2 separate regions of the Mus musculus genome follow, and region 2 is linked to region 1. A link is a loop called in an ENCODE intact Hi-C map of the cell type or tissue named here. Cell type or tissue: heart. All regions are shown on one strand. Links, peaks and the distances in the headings refer to the core of each region. The heading gives the core; the rest is flanking DNA.

The links. Peaks named below come from ENCODE experiments on the same cell type or tissue, not always from the same donor. Only the 100,000 strongest peaks of a DNase experiment are listed, where the experiment ranks them.
Region 2: a loop joins it to region 1, with 2.8 times the contacts of the local background. A loop is called at or near these places in 1 of 42 quality-filtered maps.

What each region holds. Positions count from the first base shown.
Region 1 is chrX:94,054,973-94,060,348 of GRCm38, reverse strand. No RefSeq gene overlaps it. Among named protein-coding and RNA genes, the nearest start is that of Zfx, 66 kb to the left of the region's middle. In heart, for the core only: no CTCF peak of the experiment used is centred there; no DNase peak of the experiment used is centred there; H3K27ac peaks cover 944 bases; H3K27me3 peaks cover 1,152 bases.
Region 2 is chrX:94,175,572-94,180,947 of GRCm38, reverse strand. No RefSeq gene overlaps it. Among named protein-coding and RNA genes, the nearest start is that of Eif2s3x, 34 kb to the left of the region's middle. In heart, for the core only: no CTCF peak of the experiment used is centred there; a DNase peak (open chromatin) is centred at 3,067; H3K4me3 peaks cover 1,683 bases; H3K27ac peaks cover 1,316 bases; H3K27me3 peaks cover 217 bases.

The DNA of each region.
Region 1 (5,376 bases), core at 172-5,171:
CCTTTTTTTAAAAATCTATATCTTCCTTGAATTAGACCTTTAAAGAGTTATTCTGTGTGTTTGTGTGTGTGTGTTGACTGACTTTTAAAGAGAGAGAGAGAGAGAGAGAGAGAGAGAGTGTGTGTGTGTGTGTGTGTGTGTGTGTGTGTGTGTGTGTGTGTACGGGTACCCAAGGAGGCTAGAAGAGGGCATTGGATGTCCTGGAGCTAGAGTTAAAAGTTGGGGATCATCAGACATGGGTGCTGGGAAGCAAACCTGGGTCTTATGCAAGAGTAGTAAAGATCACTCTTAACTAAGGCTCAGCATTTGTCTTGCTCCCCTGAGGGACTCCAAAGGAGGGAAATGGGTGTATGTTTGTTCATGTCACTTCAAGGTTATTTTTTCCCTTTTGTGATCTCTCTGGCTCTCCAGGAAGGAGCAATTGTGAGGGGCTAGCACTGCTCAGTCTCTGCCTGCTCCCTCAGCCTCTCTCTCACATCTTAATCCCCTTTGTTTCCTGTTTGCCTGATGCTCCAAGAAAGTGACTCAGAAAAACTCTTCCCCAGCTAGAGTTGTGATAATCAAAACTTTCATTTCTGTCTTAATAGGTTTGTCCTCCACAGTTAATTCCTGCTTTGTGGGCGAGATAGCCTCTCTCATCTTTCTCTAGATCTTAGTTATAATTAATTCTAACTCAACTTTTTATTTGCGACATCTACTCTTTAGAACATTCGTATAAGTCAGGACCTTATGTGTTTCATTTATTGCAAGGCATCCATCCAAAGAAATCTAGGTCAGTGGCTAAAATTCTTCACAGGTCTTTTTAGCTTCATTTTAATGTCTTGAGAAGAACCCAAGAAGAAATACATTTTTAATTCCCACCTAACTTGTCCAGTGTCCCCTCCCTCAACTGCCACCTCTCTAAAGGATCATACCACTGATAATGTATCTCTGAAAAGTCCCTCCCATATTACTCTCTTGAAGGCCCCTCAGAAATCTCATCTGTGCAGCAACCCCACCCCCACCCTGTCCCTTTCCTTCCTATTGGAATCTGCAGAGATTTTTTTTAACTCTTTTTTGGTCGATTTTCCTGTGTATTCTCTACAATAAAGGAAACCCAGGAGTTGTAGCAGGAAGAATGTTTCTCCTTTAGAAACTGAATGCTGGGAGGGGAAGAACGTGACCCTTCCTACAGGATTCCCCTCACTTACACTCTTCCAGGGAAGTTTTTGAAAGTCTCTCTAAATGCAATTCCAGTATTCCATAGCGGCGCCCAGAAACTCCTTCATCTCCACTTGACTCCTCATCTTATTCTCTCTGGCGTGAGCTTAAAGATTTGTTTATTTATTTTCGTATCCTGGAGTTCCTGCTGAGCCTGTCTGAATTCACAAGCAGTTCTTGCCTTAAGCTTTAGAGTCAGGAAGTAGCAGACATTCCACACTTCCCGCCCTGTACGTGCTGTGGAGAGAGATCTGCTCACCAAATTCATAAGTTTGCAGGCTCTGGTCAGATAGATGGCCTTTTTTGTTTTTAAAAGTTATTTTATTTATCATTACTAGTCTCTCTCTCTCTCTTTCTCTCTCCCTCTCTCTCTCTCTCTCTCTTTTTCTCCACCCCCACCCCCCGTGTGTCTAGCTGTGTCTCTGTGTGTGTACATCCATGCCAGCCACCGTTTGCCTGTGGAGTTCAGAGGACAACTTTTAGCAGTTGGTTCTCTCCTTCCACCTGGGTCATGGGGCTCAAACTCAGGCTTTCTGGCTTCATTCCCCAGGCCCTTTAATGTTTCTGTTTGTTTGCTTCATTTGTTTGGTTTTGACACAATGGTCTCAGCATGTACCCTAGGCTGGCCTATAGTTAACACTTTTCTCTTTCTGCCTCCTGGAGTGCTGGGTTTACAAGAGCAGGTCATCATGTCCTGCTTGAGTGACCTTTCTTGACAACTTGAAGCAAGGCCGGGGCCTGAGAACTGCTCAGTGCTTGGAATCAGCATTTTAGGTCTCATTTCATGTTTCTCTGGGTTTTCAAAAAGAAATCATAACTTATCCCATTCAATTGAAGCAAATTAGAGGGTGCAGTCTTCCCATTGAGCTCTTGAAAGGTGGGGAGTGTCTTAGTTGCTTCCTATTGTAATAAAGGCCATGACTAAAGGCAACATGGAGGGGAAAGGGTTTTTTCAGCTTACATTCCCACATCTCTCTGGGCAGTCCCAGCACTCGGGAGGCAGAGGCAGGCAGATTTCTGAGTTCGAGGCCAGCCTGGTCTACAGAGTGAGTCCCAGGACAGGCAGGGCTACACAGAGAAACCCTGTCTCGGAAAAAAAAGAGAGAGAGAGAGAGAGAAAACAAAACAAAAACAAAGCCTTTCCACATCACTGTTTATCATTAAAGGAAGTTAGGACAAGAACTCAAAACAGGTCAACAACCTGGAGGCGCTGATGCAGAGGCTGTGGAGGGATGCTGCTCACTGGCTTGCTCACTGTGGCTTGCTCAGCCTAACTTTCTAATATAACCTAGGACCACTTGCCCAGGGATGGGATGTGAGCCCGGCCCTCCCACAATCATAAAATAAAGAAAATGACCCCCCCCCAGGAGATGGCTCAGGGTTTAAGAGCCGAGTCTAGAGGACTAAGGTTCAATTTCCAGCACCCTCCTGATGGCTCACAACCATCTGTAAGACCTCTTGTGGACTCTGAGGGCACCAGGCATTCAGGTGGTGCACAGACAGACATGTGGTCAAAATACTCAGACACAAAATAAAATTAAAAACATTTAAAAAGAGAAGAAAATGACTCTCAGATTTACCCACAGGCTAATCTAATGGAGGCATTTTCCCAGTTGAGTCTCCCTCTTCCCAGATGACTTCAGTTTGTGTCATGGTGACAAGAAAAGAACCCAAAAACAACAACAACAACAACAACCAACAACAAAACCAACCAGTACGCATGGATCCGGGTTTCATTTTGTGCTTATCCAAACCACTTTACTATTGCTCGTCAGTCTAGTCTAGTTTGCAGCTTTGGTTTTGAGATAGGCTCTCATTAAGTAGTCCAGGCTGGCCTTGAACACATCCTCCTCCTTCCTTGGCCTCCTAGATGCTGGGATTTATGGGCACGTATCACCAGGCTTTACCTTAGTTTGTAGTTTGGATTGGTTTCTTACTCTAGGCTCCATACTAGAATGCTGTCTGAGCTTTTAGTATTGTAGGAAACAATTGGGGAGCCGTGGAAATCAGAATGAGCTCTAAAATGAATGAATAATCCTGCCTGGAAACCAGGGTTCCAGGTCTGTAATCCACAGTAGAGGCTCTCCAATCTAGGTGCACAGCAATCAGACTCCCGGGGGATTATTTTAAAAGTCCCTCCATGCAAGAGTCATATCAAGCCACCAGAATGTGACTCTTTAGGATACAGGCACAGACCCTAATATTATTTACAAAGCTCCCCAGATGGTTGAACGTGCAGCCAAGGTTGAAAAACCAGTGTTCAAAATATGGCCCTAAAGACATTGGGGGAGGGGTGGAGACTGAATTCTCCGTTGGTGTTCTGGCCCTCCTCATCTGTGGCCATGATGCCCGCTGAGAGCTGTTCCAGTCTACAGCAATAGGGAGTGTCTTCTGCTCGTCCCACTGACACAGTGATAAACTGGCACATGGATTGGAACAGTTATCTGAGCTGCTCTTCTCTCCAAGGGTATGAGGTGGTCTGCAAAAACTACTTTTGCTGACCTAAGGGTATGGGAAGAACTCTTGTATGAGAGTCAATGGAAGCCCGGTTCTCTGGGCTCCCACCCTGTACTATTTCATTGGCAGCTCTAGCCACAAGTGAAGTCTTTTGCCCTGACACTTTAAGAGCTGTTTCTGGTAAGCCCATATTGTCACAAAACTCACCCGATCTGCTGAGCCCCGAGAGCCTAGGCAAACGTCACTCGTAAGTTTCCTGTCTCCACAAAGGGACAAGTTCACTGTCTGAAGAAACTGGACATTGGTGCGGTGGAAGGTAGGCCTCCCCCCTCTTTCCAGGGTCTTACTATGCAGCTCAGGCTGTCCTGGAACTTTGTGTGTAGACCAGGCTAGCCTTAAACACACAAAGATCTGCCTGGTTCTTATTGCTGGGACTAAAAGCATGCACCATCATATCCAGCCTCTCTCTCTGTCTTGTACTTGGGGAACGAAATTTTGTGGAAATTCAGAGAGGGAAAAGGTGAAGCATGCACATCCAATCTTCCTCTCTCTCTCTCTCTCTCTCTCTCTCTCTCTCTCTCTGCCTCTTGCCTCAGCCTCCCAACTGCTGGGAGCTATTGTGCTGGCAAGTTTTATGTCAACATGACACAAGCTATAGTCATTGAAAGGAGGGAGCCTCAGTTGAGAAAATGCTTTTTGTTTTTTTAAGACTGAGCTATAGGCAGGCCTGTAGAGCATTTTTTTTAATTTTAGATTTATTATTTATTTTATGTATGAGTGCACACTATCTGCATGTGCACCTGCATGCCAGAAGAGGACAGCAGATCTCACTACAGATGGTTGTGAGCCACTGTGTGGTTGCTGGGAATTGAACTCAGGATCTCTAGAAGAGGAGCGATCAGTGCTCTTAAGTACTGAGCCACCTCTCCAGCCCACATTTTCTTAATTAGTGATTGATGTGGGAGGGCCCAGCCCACTGTGGGCAGTACCACCCTGGGCTGATTGGCCTCGGTTCTATAAGCAAGCAAAGCAAACTAGTATGCAGCAGTCCTGTGCTGTTTCTGCCTCGGTTCTCACCTCTATGTTCCTGCTCTGACTTCTTTCACTGATGAACAAGTTGCCACTGTGCCTGGCTTAGAGTCTCGTTTCCAACCCATTCCAAGGTCTTTTTACCTTCTATGGGCCTTAGTATTCACGTCTCATCTTTTGTCACAGGCTGCCACGTATACTGCATGCCATTTGGTTCCCCTCACGTATGGAAGCGAAGCAGAAGAAGCAGTGGGAGATAACGTGTCCCTGGAATATATTTTGGACCTAAGGATTTCATGGGTTCTTTTCATCTTTTAGTTACATTTCGTTGTGACTTTTGAGACAAGGTATCACTCTGTAGACCAAGCTGCCTTAGAGATTCCTGTGTAGTGCAGGCTTTTCCCACACTTACTTTTCCTGCCTCTGCATCTCAAGCACTGGGATAACAAACATATGCTATCATATCAGTTTATTTTGTCTTCACTGCTGGGAGTGCGGGGTTGGGAAACCTTCCCTGTTCTTATCAGCCTTGAGCTGTGCGGGGCTCACTGGCTGTAGGCTGCAAAGGAGAAAACACACAGAGCCTCCCTTAAGCAGGAATCGCCATGCTGGGATTTCTTATGTTGATTGAGCTTGGTGCCTGTCTAATGGCCTTGAGTGTCCTCAGATCTTCCTTCTGTTTCTCTGGTG
Region 2 (5,376 bases), core at 284-5,283, 120 kb before region 1:
ATAAATCTAAAAAAAAAAGACAGAATATTATTTACAAGATATTGACTATCCACCCAGAAAACATAACTTGGGATGGGTAAGACAATAACATGACAAAATTATTATCTACCATACATGTACAATAAAAATGTAATAGATACAAACTCTTCAGGCATACATTCACATGGAATGAGATACGTGGCACATGTCTTTAATCCCAGCACTGCACTGAGGGAGGAGAGGCAAATCTGTGAGTTCGAGACCAGCCTGATCTACAAATTGAGTCCAGGACAGCCAGAGCTCTGTTACACAGGGAAACCCTGTCTCAAAAAAACAAAAACAAAAACAAACAAAAAAAAACCCAGAGCAAAAATAAATATGTGAGTAAATCTCTAGCCTTTTGCTAAATATCCAAAGGATATAAACAATTAGAAAGTGGACCATATTCTTTTTGTTTGGGGCAACTCTGTTATAGAGACGTCCATGCCTCCAAAGTTTTCATTCCATTCCATCATGTGATCTCAATCAAAAACTTCAGTTGTGCATGTGATTGAACATGTCCACATATGCATGCCAACATGCATGGGTGCCACGGCACATGTAGAGGACAACTGAAAGGAGCCAGTTCTCTCCTTCTACCATGCGAGTCTTGAACATTGACCTCAAGTCACGGGGCTTGTCAGCAGGGCACCTTTATCTGCTAAGCCAGCTTACTCCCCAGCCCCTAAATCTTAGTAAGATTTTTAAAGAGCTTGTCCAGGGCTGGAGAGATGGCTCGCAATTGAGAGCAGAAACCCTTCTGCACTAGTCTTCAGGTGGTTCCTAAACACCAATAGCTCAAACTCCAGAGGGAACCAATCTCTGGCTACTCTGGGCACCATCACTCTCATTCAAACACACACACACACACACACACACACACACACACACACACACATAATTAAAAATAATAAAAGCATTGTTCATTTGTCTAATTGTTTTTGTTGTTTTGTTTCTTTTTCGAGACAGGGCCTCTCTACATAGTCCTAGGTGGCCTCAAACTTGCTATGTAGAACAGTCTGGCCTCAAACTCACAAAAATCACCTGCCTCTGCCTCCAGAGTATATACATAAATAATATATATATATTAGGGGCTTGAAAAGTGATGACTGCTCTTGCAAAGGGCCCTGGTTACTAATTCCCGTTCCAGGCGATCCAACACCATTTTTTTGCCCTCAGCAGACACCAGACACACGTGGTCCACAATACAATCATGAATGAAGACAAAATACTCACAAAATAATAGCACTTTTTGGAGGGGGGAGGGCGGTTCAAGACAGGGTTTCTGTATGTAGTCCTGGCTGCCCTGGAATTCTCTGTAGACCAGGTTAGCCTTGAACTCACAGAGATTCACCTGCCTCTTCCTCACAAGTGCTGTGATCAAAGGTGTGCACCACCACCATCTGGTTTAATATATTTTTAAAGATTTTTTTACTTTTAATTATGAGTATATGCGTATTGTCTGGGTATGCAAGTATGTGAGTGGCTGAGGAAGCCAGAGGCATTGTATTCCTCTGGAACTGGTTTTTTTTCTTTTTTTTTTTTTTTTTTTTTTTCGGGGCAGGTTTCTGTGTATAGCTCTGTATAGTTCTGGCTGTCCTGAAACTCACTTTGTAGACCAGGCTGGCCTCGAACTCAGAAATCTGCCTGCCTCTGCCTCCTGAGTGCTGGGATCAGAGGCGTGCGCCACCACGCCCGGCCCTCTGGAATTGTTAAAAGCCAGATTCCGGTCCTCTGAAAGTGCAGTAAATACTTTTAACCGCTGAGTCATATCTGCAGTCCTGACATACATTAAAAAAAAAGATTTATTTATTTATTTATTTATTATGAGCACAGTGTAGCTGTTCTCAGACACACCAGAAGGGAGCATCAGATGGTTGTGAGCCACCATGTGGTTGCTGAGACTTGAACTCAGGACCTCTAGAAGAGCAGCCAGGGCTCTTAACCGCTGAGCCATCTCTCCATCCCGATATACAACATTTTAGAGCATCTTTTTTTCAATTATCCAATTGCTTATTCAATTTATTTTTATTTTTTTGGTGTTTCGAGACAGGGTTTCTCTGTGTATCCCTGGCTGCCCTGGAACTCACTCTGTAAACTAGGTTGGCCTCGAACTCAGAAATCTGCCTGCCTCTGCCTCCCAAGTGCTGGGATTAAAGGCATGTACCTCCACTTCCCGGCACTTATTCAATTTTAAAAATTAAATTTATTTTATTTATAGTGTGTGGAGAGCATTTTCACAGCCCATGTGAATGTCCGAGGGCTTCCATTAGGGTTGGAGGAGACTCTGAAGCGAATTCGGCTGTCAGGCTAGGCAGAAATCATATTTACTGGCTGACTTTCTCACCAAACCCAAAATCATAATATAAAATGTGTTACTGCTGCAGAGACAGATCAATCATTCCACCAGACTACAACCAGACTTAAAATTATAGTTATACATTTTATAGACAGAGTATGCTATCAATGAGAAAAAGGCATTCCTTTTTTGAACAGAAAAAAAAAAATCATTGAACAAAAAGTCACGCCTAAGACATGGACATATTGGGCCCTGGAATAGACAGTTGTGATAGGCAAATTTGAAATAAAAGTGTTTAGTTGTTTAGGAACCAGTGTTTTGGGTTTGTTTTCCCCCTCATCCTTGTAAAAAGGGCAGGGCAGGCAGGCAGACAGCTTCCGCAGCGGCAGCCGTGGCGCCCGGGGCGCCCGCGCCGCGGCGCGCGCGTGCGCAGTCGACACACGGAAGACCCAGCCAGAGCCGATTCGGCCCCCGAGTTCACTTCCTGTATAGTCCCCCCGCCCCTCCTCTTCCGCTACCCGCGCCGCGTCGCCGCCTCCACCGTGGGAGTATCGCATGGCTGGTGGAGACCAGCTCCTCCCTAGTCGCCCGCTGCTTCCCGAAGCGCCGCCGAGCCTGCGTAGTGCGCTACGCCTGGGTGATCGAGCGCGGAAAGAGAGTTGACTCCTTCCGGCCCCAAGCAAGTGGGTGCTGGGCAGACAGGAAGTGACGAGGCTGGGAAAAGGGGTGGGTCCAGCTCTGTCAGTTTGAGAGCGGAGCTGACGTGCTCTAGGTTTTACCCGCTGAGCCATTAGGATGCGGTCTGGCTCCACTGCACACCACGCTCTTCCTCCACGTGGAACGTCTAAAATGAACGAGGAGTGGCCTGTTTTAGTCCCCCTGCTCGTTCCTCCGCCACGGAGGAGTCCTGCTTTTTCTGCTCTGCACTCCAGCCTTGGACAAACAGCCGCCCCGCTGAGCGTGTTCCATCATGCCGCTCTGCTTGGGACGCCTCCGTGGCTTCTTTCCATTTTTTTGCTTGCTCCCCTAAACTATGTCCCATAAGCCTTAAGTTACACATTTTCTTTTGATTCTATTTGGAAAGGAAGATTGATTTTTTTTTCAGGGTTTTAGAGCTACGTTTTCAATTAAGTATTTCGCCAACAGCACATATGACGGGTAATTTTAGAATACAATTTGGGGATGGTGTTTGCAAGGATGCTTGTTGTATTTGGCTTTAGGATGAAGTTTTTTTTTTTTTATCATGTATTAAAACATTCCAGCTTCATCGCTGCAAAGCCATAGTGAATTTGAAATGCTGTGAAGGGCTAAATTAATCTCCAAAGCAATAGATGCCTGTTGGTTAAATTAAAAACCTAAACTCAAGTGGAAGGGAGGAGAGTCTGCTCCTACCAGATTGCTCATTTTCTCTCCTGAAACCTTCACTTTGTTTATTTGGTTAGTGCAGGTTCTCACTATATTTCATGCTGGTCGGAATTCTCTAGGGAACTGACAGAAATCTGGATTTGCCTTCCCAACGACTGGGATTATAGACATGAGCCACCATACCCTGCTAACCCTATGCCTTTTAAAGCACATCGTTTTACTGTGGTGATGGACATCAACGCTATCTGTCTCCAGGGACCTCTGAAGCCTTTTTCGTGACCTGGCTTAGTTTGTGTTTCTTTGTTTTGTTTTGTATCCTGTGGTTTTTCTAATGGATTTTTCAGAACTTTTGCAATTTCACAGCTATCCAACCTCCATGTCCTAAATTTTAAGAACTTAAACTGAGTGCTAGCAAGATGGCTCAACAGTTATAAATGCTTGCTAGGTAAGTCTGATGACCTAGGTTCATAGAGAAAGGAGAACACAGATTACCAAAAGTTGTTCTCTTGACTGGACCGTGGTGGTGCACGCCTTTAATCCCAGCACTTGGGAAGCAGAGGCAGGCGAATGTCTGAGTTCGAGGCCAGCCTGGTCTACAAATTGAGTTCCAAGACAGCCAGGGCTACACAGAGCTACACAGGGCTACCCAGAGAAACCCTGTCTTGAAAATAAAAACAATCCCAGCACTTGGGAGGCAGAGACAGGCCGATTTCTGAGTTCGAGGCCAGCCTGGTCTACAGAGTGAATTCCAGGACAACCAGGGCTATACAGAGAAACCCTGGCACAAAACAGCAACAAACAAACAAACAAAAAGGAAAAAAGCTGTTCTCTGGACTCCATATTCATATCTCTCAAACACTAATAAAAATTTCAAGTTTTTATAAAAAGAATTTTTGTCCTCAGTAGTACTGGATTTAGGACTCAGTTTCCATTGCCAGCAATCACAGCGCTCTGTTACTATAGTCCCAGGGGATTCAAAACCTTCTGCCCCCCCCCCCCCGGCACTATATGCACATGGTACACAGACATACATGCAGGCAAAATGCCCATGCATGCAGAAAAGTTGTGGCACATGTCTTTAATCTCAGCACTTGGGAGGCAGAGGCAGATAGATTTCTGAGTTCGAGGCCAGCCTGGTCTACAGAGTTGAGTTCCAGGACAGCCAGGGCTACACAGAGAAACCCTGTCTCGAAAAACAAAACAAAACAAAACAAAACACCCAAAAACAAAACAAAACTGTAAATTCAAGGTGATGTTATATTCGTACTGACTCAATGGAAGGCCAGCCATCATGACAAAGCTTCAAGTGTTCTCTAAGAAGTCAATGGTCTCTGTGGCTTCAGTATCTCCTGGGTTTTGGTGTCTGTCTCTGCTGCTGTTTCTGATATTTCCCACCTCAAACCCTTCTTACCCTTTGCTGTTCTGTGTAATGACTTAGTGACAGAAAGTGTTGCTTAGTCCTCCCAGCACCCCTCATCTGAGTTTTGAATTTTTGCAATAAAAATGTAAGTACAAAATTTTCTAGGCAATGGTGGCACACATTTTTAATCCCAGCACTCAGGAAGCCAGAGAAGCAGGCAGGTCTCTTGAGTTCAAAGTCTGCAGAATGAATTCCAGGACAGCCAGGGCTACACAGAGAAACCCTGTCTCTAAAAACGGTGCAAAATTTATGGCTGAAGATACATACAAAGGAT